2 separate regions of the Mus musculus genome follow, and region 1 is linked to region 2. A link is a contact called in ENCODE POLR2A ChIA-PET data. All regions are on one chromosome and are shown on one strand. Each heading gives the region's core, a stretch centred on a gene start or an enhancer-like site at or near the end of the contact. The rest is flanking DNA. Distances are from core to core; before and after follow the strand shown. Region 1 holds the start of 4930545H06Rik (RIKEN cDNA 4930545H06 gene). Region 2 holds the start of Arid5b (AT rich interactive domain 5B (MRF1-like)).

The links. ChIA-PET counts read pairs that join two places held with the same protein, here RNA polymerase II (POLR2A).
Region 1: POLR2A ChIA-PET joins it to region 2 with 72 read pairs in Patski. The contact joins the promoter of 4930545H06Rik here to the promoter of Arid5b in region 2. POLR2A ChIA-PET finds 5 or more read pairs at or near these places in 2 of 5 experiments (Patski and embryonic stem cell).

What each region holds. Positions count from the first base shown.
Region 1 is chr10:68,319,190-68,324,298 of GRCm38, forward strand. 4930545H06Rik (RIKEN cDNA 4930545H06 gene) reads right to left here and starts at 1,953. Exons shown (of 3, transcript NR_045357.1): 1 at 1,869-1,953; 2 at 1,008-1,512; 3 at 1-54.
Region 2 is chr10:68,275,376-68,280,558 of GRCm38, forward strand. Arid5b (AT rich interactive domain 5B (MRF1-like)) reads right to left here and starts at 3,351. Exons shown (of 10, transcript NM_023598.2): 1 at 3,315-3,351; 2 at 2,555-2,809. The coding sequence starts at 3,335.

The sequences.
Region 1 (5,109 bases), core at 703-3,202, 42 kb after region 2:
CTCTGCTTACTTCACCGCATTCCAGACTTGGTCTCTCTTCCTCATGAAGGATTACTGGGGGTGGGGGGGTAGGAGAAGGGCAGAAATATCATAATATAGCAACCCAATAAAGTATTGTCAAGCCATGAAACACAGCAGCGGTAGAAAATAATGCTCATTGAATGAAGAGAGGTTAGGCAGGACTTCCTGCCAGAACTCAGTGAACAGGGGGCTGGCTAGTAACAGGATACAAACTGACTGGGGGACCCCTAAGCAGCTGAAGTGTTAATTTATTAAATATCCCTTGATTTTCAGGGCTTACAATAAAAAGTATTTGTGGTCGGGAGAGTGAGAAAACAGGAAACACAAGTCTTCTAAGCCCGTTTTTATGCTTGGAACAAAACCACCCCTTTATCCAGGCCTGAACCTTGTGTGTTTATCTGAAAGTGCACAGGGAGCAAGCGGCTGCTTCATTTCTATTTAAAGTGCCTCTCTCTTCCACATGGGTTTTGGTGCCAACAGGGAGCCTTCCTGTGGTGCCCGGGGACCCTGCTGTCCTCCTTGTCTGTCTTCTGCCTTGATCTGCAGCGTCCTCCCTGGCTTGATGAGTGTGCCCTGGCTCAGTTTCCCCGCTTTGGTCCAAATTCACAGGGAAGTGGGAAATGGTTTCCTGATCAAAGCTGAACTTGATCTCTATCAAAGAAGCTTTACCAGCCTGGAAATCTGAGCCACTTGAAAATGTAGTTTAGATCCAAGAGGGAAACTACTCAACTGTCCCTGCAGGGCCAGGTTGAAAGAAGAAAGGGGCAGGTCCCCAAATAGGAACTGCCTTTAATGTGATTTCCCCAGAACAGTGTGTTTGACCCGAGCCTCTGTCTTTGTGCTTCATTTCCATTGGCTGTGGCCCGTCTTGTTACAGTAAAGGTTAGGGTGGGAGAGGCCAGAAAGAGAACCCGTTCTCTTCCTCATACTCACAGGGCCGAACATTTCAAATGAAGAAACCATGGGAATGGCTTATAATGGCTTACCTTGTACAGAAGTAAGAAGCCTGATCCCAGGTTGGTAGTCACTCAGGAGCTGGAGACGTGGCTCAGAGGTTGAGAGCACTGCCTGCTCCTCCCCAGGATCCAGGTTCAGTTCCTAGCACCCACATGGCGGGTCACAGTCTTCTATAATGCCAGGGGATCCGACACCCCTCTTCTGGCCTCTGCAGGCACTGCATGCATGTGGCACATGAACACACACGCAGGGGAAACATTCATACACATAAAATAAAGTTTAAAAAAGAAAACAACTTGGGCAAGAGATTTATATCTTTAAACCTCAGTTTCCCCAGACTTTCTATAGGATTAAGGGCAGTTGGTGGTCCTTGTTGATTCACAAATGTCTGTTCTTGACTCCATCCACCGGGTACCTTCTTTACAAAGTACCATTTCTTCCCGAAAAGTCTGGAGCAGGGATGGTTGTAGATTTAACACTGTCCACTTATTTACTTTTCACCGAAGTAGAAGGCTGGCCAGAAGGACTTTAGACCTACAAGTCAGATTTTTGAGCTAAGTCAGTTGGTAGACTGGTTGTCCAGCATGTAAAAAGCCTTAGATTTGATCCATTATCAGATAAACTGGGTGTGCTGGTACATGTCTATAATCCTGCATTCTGGAGGTGGAGGCCATTTTGGGCTTCATAACATGTTTGAGGGCATCCCGGACGACATAACTCCCATGAAACAACAAACCCAAGGACAGCTTAAGGAGTTGAAATGTACAAGTACCTGCTATACGGGAGACAGTTACTCCATCTCATATACTATAGTTCTTGAAGAGGACGAAAGAAAATGTAGGTAGGTGATGTAGACTACTATTCTTATTCTTAGATGGGGGACATCATACCTTCTCTGGCTTAACTGATAAACTGGGGTGACCCAGGCAGAGACACTCAGCTCCACAAATTCAAGTCTTCTCCTCTGTCACAGGTGACCTGTGTGGCAGATTGTGATGCGGGGAGGTGTTGGAGGGGTGGGGGAGGGGACAGCATCAAGACATCTGGTGCTGGTGAATGCCTCGAGATTCCCTCTGTGTTAGTCACGTTGGTTAATTTACACATTGCTGGGGTAAAACAGCTGACAAGCACAACTGAAGAAAAGAAGGATTTATGTCATCACAGTTTGAGGTTACAGTGCAGTTTGGGGATGGGGTGGGGGTGGGGTGTGACCTTGAGGTGGGTACCCATGAGTTTTGCTATCAGGAAGCTAAGGGAGATGAACTCTGGTGTGGAGCCTTTTCATTCAGTTCAGGGCCCCAGCCTGTAGAATGCTCCCATCCATATTTAAGGAGGGTCTTCCCATCCCAGTGAACCCAACTTAGACATTCTGCCACAGACACACCCAGAGACCTATCTCCTAAGTGGTTATAGATCCTGTCAAGTTGACAGTGTTAACTATCATGGTACACCGTGAGTCTGATCCCCTCAGCTGTGTGGAACCAAGGCTGGATTCAAACTGGCCTGGCTTGAGCCCATAGCAAGAGATTTCAGCTTCTTCATGGCATCCCATGGAAGCTATGTTAAGAATAATGCCCAGGTCCCATGAGGCCTAGGGTACAAATCTGGTGAATTCTTTTCCATTGTTTTCTCCATCTTGCTACAATGTAGATGGTAACCACAGGGCCACTAGAGACCTGTGGGATTGGGAGGGACTTTGTGACCATAACTGCTCTGTTGATTAGGCATCAGAAATTTGTTATTCCTGGTTATGCTAGCTTTCTTTGCTCAAGCATGGGAGTGGTTTGTTAAATGGTCCGAAGCCTGTTCCTTTTATGGTACAAACATAATCAAGGTAACAATTACAGTCCATGGCAAGACTCGGTGAGAACATGGTGGTAAAAGAGCAGGCTTGAGGGATGTTAGCTCTCAGGAAGCCTAGGCAGTGTTGCAGTGTTGCAGTGTTTTAAAATCTTTCAAGCATTTCCAACTTTAATGAATGAGAAGGTATTGCCAAGGCTATCTATCTATCTATCTATCTATCTATCTATCTATCTATCTATCTATCTATCATATGTAGATCTTCTATTATTACCTATCCATCTCTCTATCAATCTATCAATCATCTATCTATCATCTATCATATGTAGATCTTCTATTATTACCTATCCATCTCATCTATCTATCAATCTATCAATCTATCAGTCTATCTATCAATCATCTATCTATCTACCTATCTGCTATCTATCATCTGTAGATCTTCTAATTTGCCCATCTATCTCTTGTATGTATGTATGTATGTATGTATGTATGTATCTATCTATCTATCTATCTATCTATCTATCTATCTATCTATCTATCTATCTGTAGATCTTCTATTCTTACCCATCAATTTCTCAACTATATCCACTTATCATTTCTCTATCTTACATGTACCAATCATCTATTCATTCACCAGCCATTGATCCATTCATCCGTCTACTTATCTATTTCCTACCTCAACATTAAAATCTAACATGTGAAGATTTTCTTTTAACTATTCAGAGATTCTGGCAGGACAGTGATGGCTTTTTGTTCCCATAAAGTAGCAATGAAATCAACACAGAGAGGAGCCACTACTATAGATCAGGCATGTGTGCCATGTGTGCTCCTGTTGGTCCTCTCCCTTCACTCTTTGCCCTCTTCACCCATGGATGCTAGTGCTAGGCTTGGCCCAGACTCACAGGAGTGTCTGAACTTTTGACATTAACATTGTAACACAACATGGCTAGCTACGGAGGAGTTGGTCTGTGTACCCAGTTCTCCCAGGATGCATACTACCCACAGGCCACAAGGTAGACTTGCTTGGTAGACTAAGATGGAATCCTGTCAGGCTGACTTGGATCCAGCAGGATACATCACTCTTCTCTCCGGTCTCTCTATCCAGAGGATGAGACCCAACCCCACCTTGCCGCTGTTCCACACCAGAGTCTCTGATCTCCCTTTAAGATTCCTGCACACACAATTTATGGTATATTGCTTTATAGCTCTTGTTACTAATGGACTGTGTAGAGCTCAGCTTTACAGTTAAGGCCAGAGCAGGAAAACCTGTGAGTGGAGGAGAGGCGAATTTAAGTATATTTGCTTTGTGACTTAAGTTGGGTCTCTGGACCTCACCATCTTTCTCTGTAATATGAGAGAACCAGGTGCTATTTATACTCTGCATTCCACAAGAAAACCCTCCACAGTGCTGTGATGTCTGGGTAGGAATTCTTCTCTTTACTTTGTGACCAGGCTGCAGAGTCTGAGCAGAGGTGGCCCACACCTGCCCCCTGGGGCCTTTCTTTGACACACGAGAAGGACCGACAAATTAACAATTACAGAACTTAGTGCCTATACCACACTGGACACTAACACTCTCATATCCTAAAACAGTGTCTAATACACACTAAGTAGTCCCCTGTGTCCTGACCCAGGTCAAGGTGACACTGATGGTGTCTGATCAGTTTTCTCATGCTAAACCTGGGTTCCATGAAGAAATGGATGCACCTTATTTACAGCCTGGCATCAAGGTGCAGTCCCAGGAAAATAGCTGTGTTCGGCTGACCCAATGTCTAGAATGTAGATCTGGGACCTTTATTTATTAACATGTACCCTAGGGGAAACTGCTTTTTTTATTTCTTTCTTAAAAAAAAAAAATAAGGCGATGCCTCTAAGCTAGAACTGAATTATAGATAGTGCTAATTTGGTTCAATTATTTTGCTCATTACAGGCAGAAACACAAGTGACATTACAGACCCGAGACTGAGAAATCCAGTCCTGGCTTACTCGTGTGCAAGTACAAGTGGGGGATTCGGAATGTATCAAATAACTAGCTGTCATACCTGATTAATACTACCCGATCCAGGGGAAGCAGCCACTCTGTCTTCCAAAATGTCATTAAAATATCAAAAAAGGAAGAAAAAAAAAGAGAGAAAGAGAGAGAGCTCCCGTAATTAAAGAAACATTATTTTGTTCACACAGCCTGGAAAAAAAATGTGATTGAGGTAGCAATTTTGAGAAGCTGATATTCAATCAGGCAGGCGCTTGTGTATGTACCGGCTTAGAACGGATGCTGCGGGTTATGTAAAATGCTGTTGTGTCACGTGATGTGTTAGTACGGAAGCCAAGAAA
Region 2 (5,183 bases), core at 2,101-4,600:
AGTAGGCGAAAACAAAGCAAATTTCTTAATGAGAGGCCCTGTTGCCCCCTCAAGGCGCCTGCAGTAAATGCTGGTCTGTGACTCTCCTCCCCAGGAGCCTGGCTGCTGCTGTTCTGCTAACGTCTGACTTAGGCCAGGGGGGAAATGACATCACCCGGGTGGAAAACCGATCCTGCACCGGGAAACTTTCTACCTGCTTTCCATTTGTCATAATTATTTTGCACAATGCAGCTTCCATTTGCATAATTTTGAGGCGTGTCATTATCTCAATTGAAAATTGTTTTAATATGGCTGAATAACTCACAATGACATCAGCCGAAGTCCTAATGAAATATACAAGTATAATCATACAGCTAATTACCAGCCGTGTTAACATTAAAAAACAAATCATGCATAATATTAGACTATGTATAAGCAGCTGAGGATTATAAATAGAGCCGCCCTCTCTCCACAAACCCCCTAGAGTTTACTTTTAAATGGCAAGATTAATTTTCTGAGGTATGGCTCATACAGTAGATACGAAATGCCTAGATCATTACAACTCCCCATAAGGAACAATTAAAAAGAGATCGTGTGTTTAAAAAACGTATCTATTCATTGTCAACAGTTCTGACAGACAGATGGGATCGTCTGTGGATTTTATTCTTAAATCAGAATTTGCCGTTTAGTTACATCAACAGAAATTAAAGAGGACCTAGTGGGGTCAACTCGGGGTCTTTTAAACAAATATTCCAATTTCAATTAAAAAAAAAAAGAGTGACCACAAATATCCCATAAAACACTGAATGATTTCCTCCTGGGTTTAGTCCGAAGTCTGTTAGGCACCAGCTCTTTTCTGGATATTTAATCCTTCCCTTCTCCAGATCACAGGCCATGTTGAAGTAATAAATTTGAAAAGCAAATAATAAGAAATCAGGAAGGGGGAGGGAGAGAAGGAAGACAGCTGCGCAGCAAAGTTGGGTCGGGGGAGGGGCTTGAGCCCAGGGGGGTGGGGAGGAAGGCGCTCAACCTGTTGGTGGGCTGCAGGGGTCCCACTCTGCATCCACACACCACCTTAGTCAGGCTGCAGGCGGAGCCCGGAAAGCCGAATGCTTACACCCTAGGCTTTTCGGGGAGGGCGGGGGAGGGGTGTGTGCCGGGAGGAGGGCGGAGCTTATTTCCGAAAAGGCAGATTCCTGGGCCGAGGTTCTGACGAACTCCCTTAATTAACCAGCCGCGGACCACTGAGGGGTAATTCGATCCGGGGGAGAGGGAGTGAGCTAGCAAGGCCAAAAGTGCAATCAACTCCATCAGCTCCAGGAATTTCTGCCTGGGCTGGCAGCTCCAGGGCCCCGGAGGAGTTCAGCACCGAACCATTCATTTAACAACAGACCTACCTCGAAAGCTCGCGAGCCTGGCGCCGAGCTAGCTGCCCTCAAAAGTCTCAGTCTGATCACCCTGCTCTGTCTCGGGAGACACAAAGCCTGGCCAGGGGGCCGTGCGCCCTCCCTCCCACCGCGCCCTGGGCGCAGACTCCCCAAAATAGTTCCCGTGTGTGTGTGTGTGTGTGTGTGTGTGTGTGTGTGTGTGTGTGTGTGTGTGTGAGTGTGTGTGTGTAGGGGGGTAACGATCACTCCACCAAGCTCGGCCCTCGGACCCGGGGAGCCCATAGAGGTGCGGTCACACCCGCAGTGACAGAGCCCGAGGGAGGTGGCCTGGTGGCGGCGCCGCAGGGTCCTCCCCGCGTCCATCCCGCGCACAGACTCGCACCTCACCGCAGAGGCCCCTGCACCCAGCCCCACACCCTACTGGAAGACGTCCACTTCGCGTGGAGTCACTGGAAACCAGAACATCAAATGGCTCCGGGAGGAGGGGGAGTGGGCGCGAGATAGTTCTTAATGCCGAACGTGTTTGTGCCGGTTACACGACCGCTTTGAAATCCGCCCGGGCAGATGCGCAAGTTATTTGAATGTATTATCCCAGTACCTGTCATTTATCACTTCAGTCAACACGCCTTTGCCAACTCAATTGCTTTTGATCTCATTCTGCCTCCGTTTCGTAATTTCCGCCCTCTTAAACATATCAAATACTTAAAAGAAAAAAAAAAAACGTGAACAATATCAAAACCCACTAAAAGAAAGCTACCCAGCCCAGGAGCCAGGCATGAAGTAAAAAAATTAAAAAAATTAAAAAGCAAAAAATATGTACATTAAAATATGTATATTAAAGCATGAGATATTAATCTTCAAGAAGAGGTAGCTAAACGAACACACACACACACACACACACACACACACACACACACACACACACCCTGGAACAAAACCCTTCTTGACAAGTTATTTGATCTTGACTAAAATCAGCAGTTGGACGGTCTTTGTAAAGCTGACAGCCAAACTCTGACAATGGTAAAATACTCCAGCCCCAGTTAGTGGCGCTACCCCTTTAAAAAACGAGCGGATCCTGCTCACCGCAGAACTGAATACAGTATTTTCAAGCTTGCCTTATAATACGCATTACTGGAGGGGGGGGGTAGATAATAAAGAAGGAAGAGAGGGAGAGATAGGTTTACCACCTCGCCATGGTCGCTATTTCTGCCCTGGGGAGTGTCTTCGGGGAGGAAATAAAGTTTCGAGCTGGATAAAAGTTGCCGGCTGGTCCTTTCTTCCCACAACAGCTGGAGCTCCGCTATGCAAATCGGATCCTTTGGCGTACATCTTACAAAGAAAAAGTCGCCAAGGGACAAGATTCTTGGTTTGCCTTCAAGGTGGAATTGAAAAGCCTTATAAAAAATATAAGGTCCGTGCAAGCCACACGGTGAGCCGACCCACTGCAGGAGGGGGAGAGAGAGGGAGAGAGAGAGAGAGAAAAAAAAAAGCACCACGTAAATAATGTAGCCATCAAGCACAAATATCTATTCCCAGGCACATTAACACACAAGACTCTCAATACAGACCGGCCCACAGATAGAACGCTGGGTGAAAAAATATTACAAAACCCACTAATTTTCTGCCTCCCTTAAAAAAAAAAAAAGAAAGAAAGAAAAAGAAAAGAAAAGAAAGAAAGAAAGAAAAGAAAAGAAAAAAAAAGCCCTCCGGGTCCCCACCACCCCTCCCCAGTTCCCCATATGAGGCGATAAAATTACATTATGTAGGTATGATCAGCGCAGGGATTTTTAAAAAAAACAATAAAAATGATTTTGGGGGGATGCAGAGGGTAAAAGTTTGGTAAAAAGTTTGTGGGGGGTGTGAGGGGGTGTGAGGGGGTGGGTGAGCTGGGGGGCTGGGGGGTGCCGGGGGGCGCCGGGACCGCAGGAGCGGAGGAGAGCGAAATACCTGGAGTGAGTTGGGCTCCATCTCGACGTTCTGAATTGATTGAACTCAACATTCTCTCCAAACTTGTTGGCTTGAATGGATTGCATCAGGTCCTGGCAGGGGAAAGCATTCTCTGCTTGCAGCCGGCGTGATGTCTCAATATAAAACTAAGCTCTAGCCTCCCCCTCAGCACCAAAATGATTGAAAATATATCCTAATATTTCCTCGAAGACTCAATTTTCATCTCCTGTAAAAAAGATGTGGGTTTGCTGCCAAAGATGGGTTGATCAAATTCGAAATAGGGAGAAGGGCTAAGTCCGACCTCGGCGGGAAGAGAATGGATCAAGGCAAAAAGCAGACAGGAAGATGTAAAAAAAAATTGAAACCCATCCTAAAACCAAGTAATGAGGGTATCTTTCTCTTCTCAGTTCCTCGTGTCTGTGGGTAACGTCGGTTGAGATTTTTGGAGCAGACCAAGTCTCTCGAGCTGCGTTGTGCATCTGACAGGACCTGCTTGTATATGTCTAATATAAAGAACATTTCCTGCAGAGATTCCGGGGCGCCGCTCCTCTTTCTAATGCTCCTTAGCAGATTTGCTGTTATTAGACATGTAGATTTGTTTGATAGTTAAATTACGTTTCCTCACTGCCATGTTTGAGAGAACTAATCTGTTAAATTATCTTCTGATGCCTATTTACACGGAAGGGAAAAGTGGGTTATCGATTATATAAACATATAAATATTAATGCATTTGTTCGCTTCGCAAAAAAAAAATACTCAGCAGGGGGGAAAAAAAGGAAGAAGAAGAGCAGAAAGACAAGTGAGCAGTACACACACGTCTCGTGATTTTGCAACAATATTGAACGGACAGCAACTACATTTAGGGAGAGGAACAATAAACCATGCATGATAAATCAATACATGCGAGCCGCGAGTCTGCTCGGAATATGAATTCGGGCTCTGGGTTCTGCGTGTGCATTCTTTAATTTTGAAGTATATACACTCGTACGTGTTTACAATGCTGATGGACGCCAAGGGCTCTCTCAAATGATAATGTGTTTATATAACCCGGCGCTACAGGAATAATATACCGACTTCTACCCCACCCCCAATCCTTCCCGTGCCCCCCTCCTCCCAAAAGGGAGGGGGAGCTTTCTCGGTAATAGTTTGAAACTGAAAAAAATAATCCATTTGCAAACTAGTTAAATACCATCAGAAATTAAGCTGTTGGAAACGGAGGTGGGGGGTGGTTAACACAACGTAAGACAATAAAGGTTTTAAATGTGTATATTTATTGTTCTGGAGCCCTGGAGCATTGCGCGGTTTGCATGCACGGCTATTATGCAAACAGAGAAACTTAAGAGCCACAGAACAAGGAACAGGCAGGGACTGCAAAACCCTCGCTCGCTGCGACCCAGCTGCCGGTCCTCCGCCTGGCTCGCTTGCATTTTCGCAGCATTGATGTAAAATGGTGTACTCGCTTCCTCCACCCCTTCCCGGCTCTCCTCCCACTCTTTCCAGCACCCCTCCCCAACCCCCCAGCGATTTTATTATATTGGCACCAATCTTTCCAGAGTGGGTCTGGCAGGCTAAAAAAGTAAACATGTACTATATGGGGGATAAGGTTTGTATAGTACGACAGTTGAAACTCGATCCGCGATAAAATTACAGGATGTTGAAATTACTAGCAAGCTATTTTTAACGCTTTCGCAACGTTTCACCTCTACCCGCAGCATCGAGTTGAGACAGGATTACTTTAATGAAAATTATATTCACATGGCTGAAGTTAATACACCCAGCAGAGCACAAACGCCTCATCTTCGGTGATCTGGCGGTGGAAGGACCCTCTGTGTGTGTTTTGACGCTTTTTTTCCATAACGTCTGCCTCCG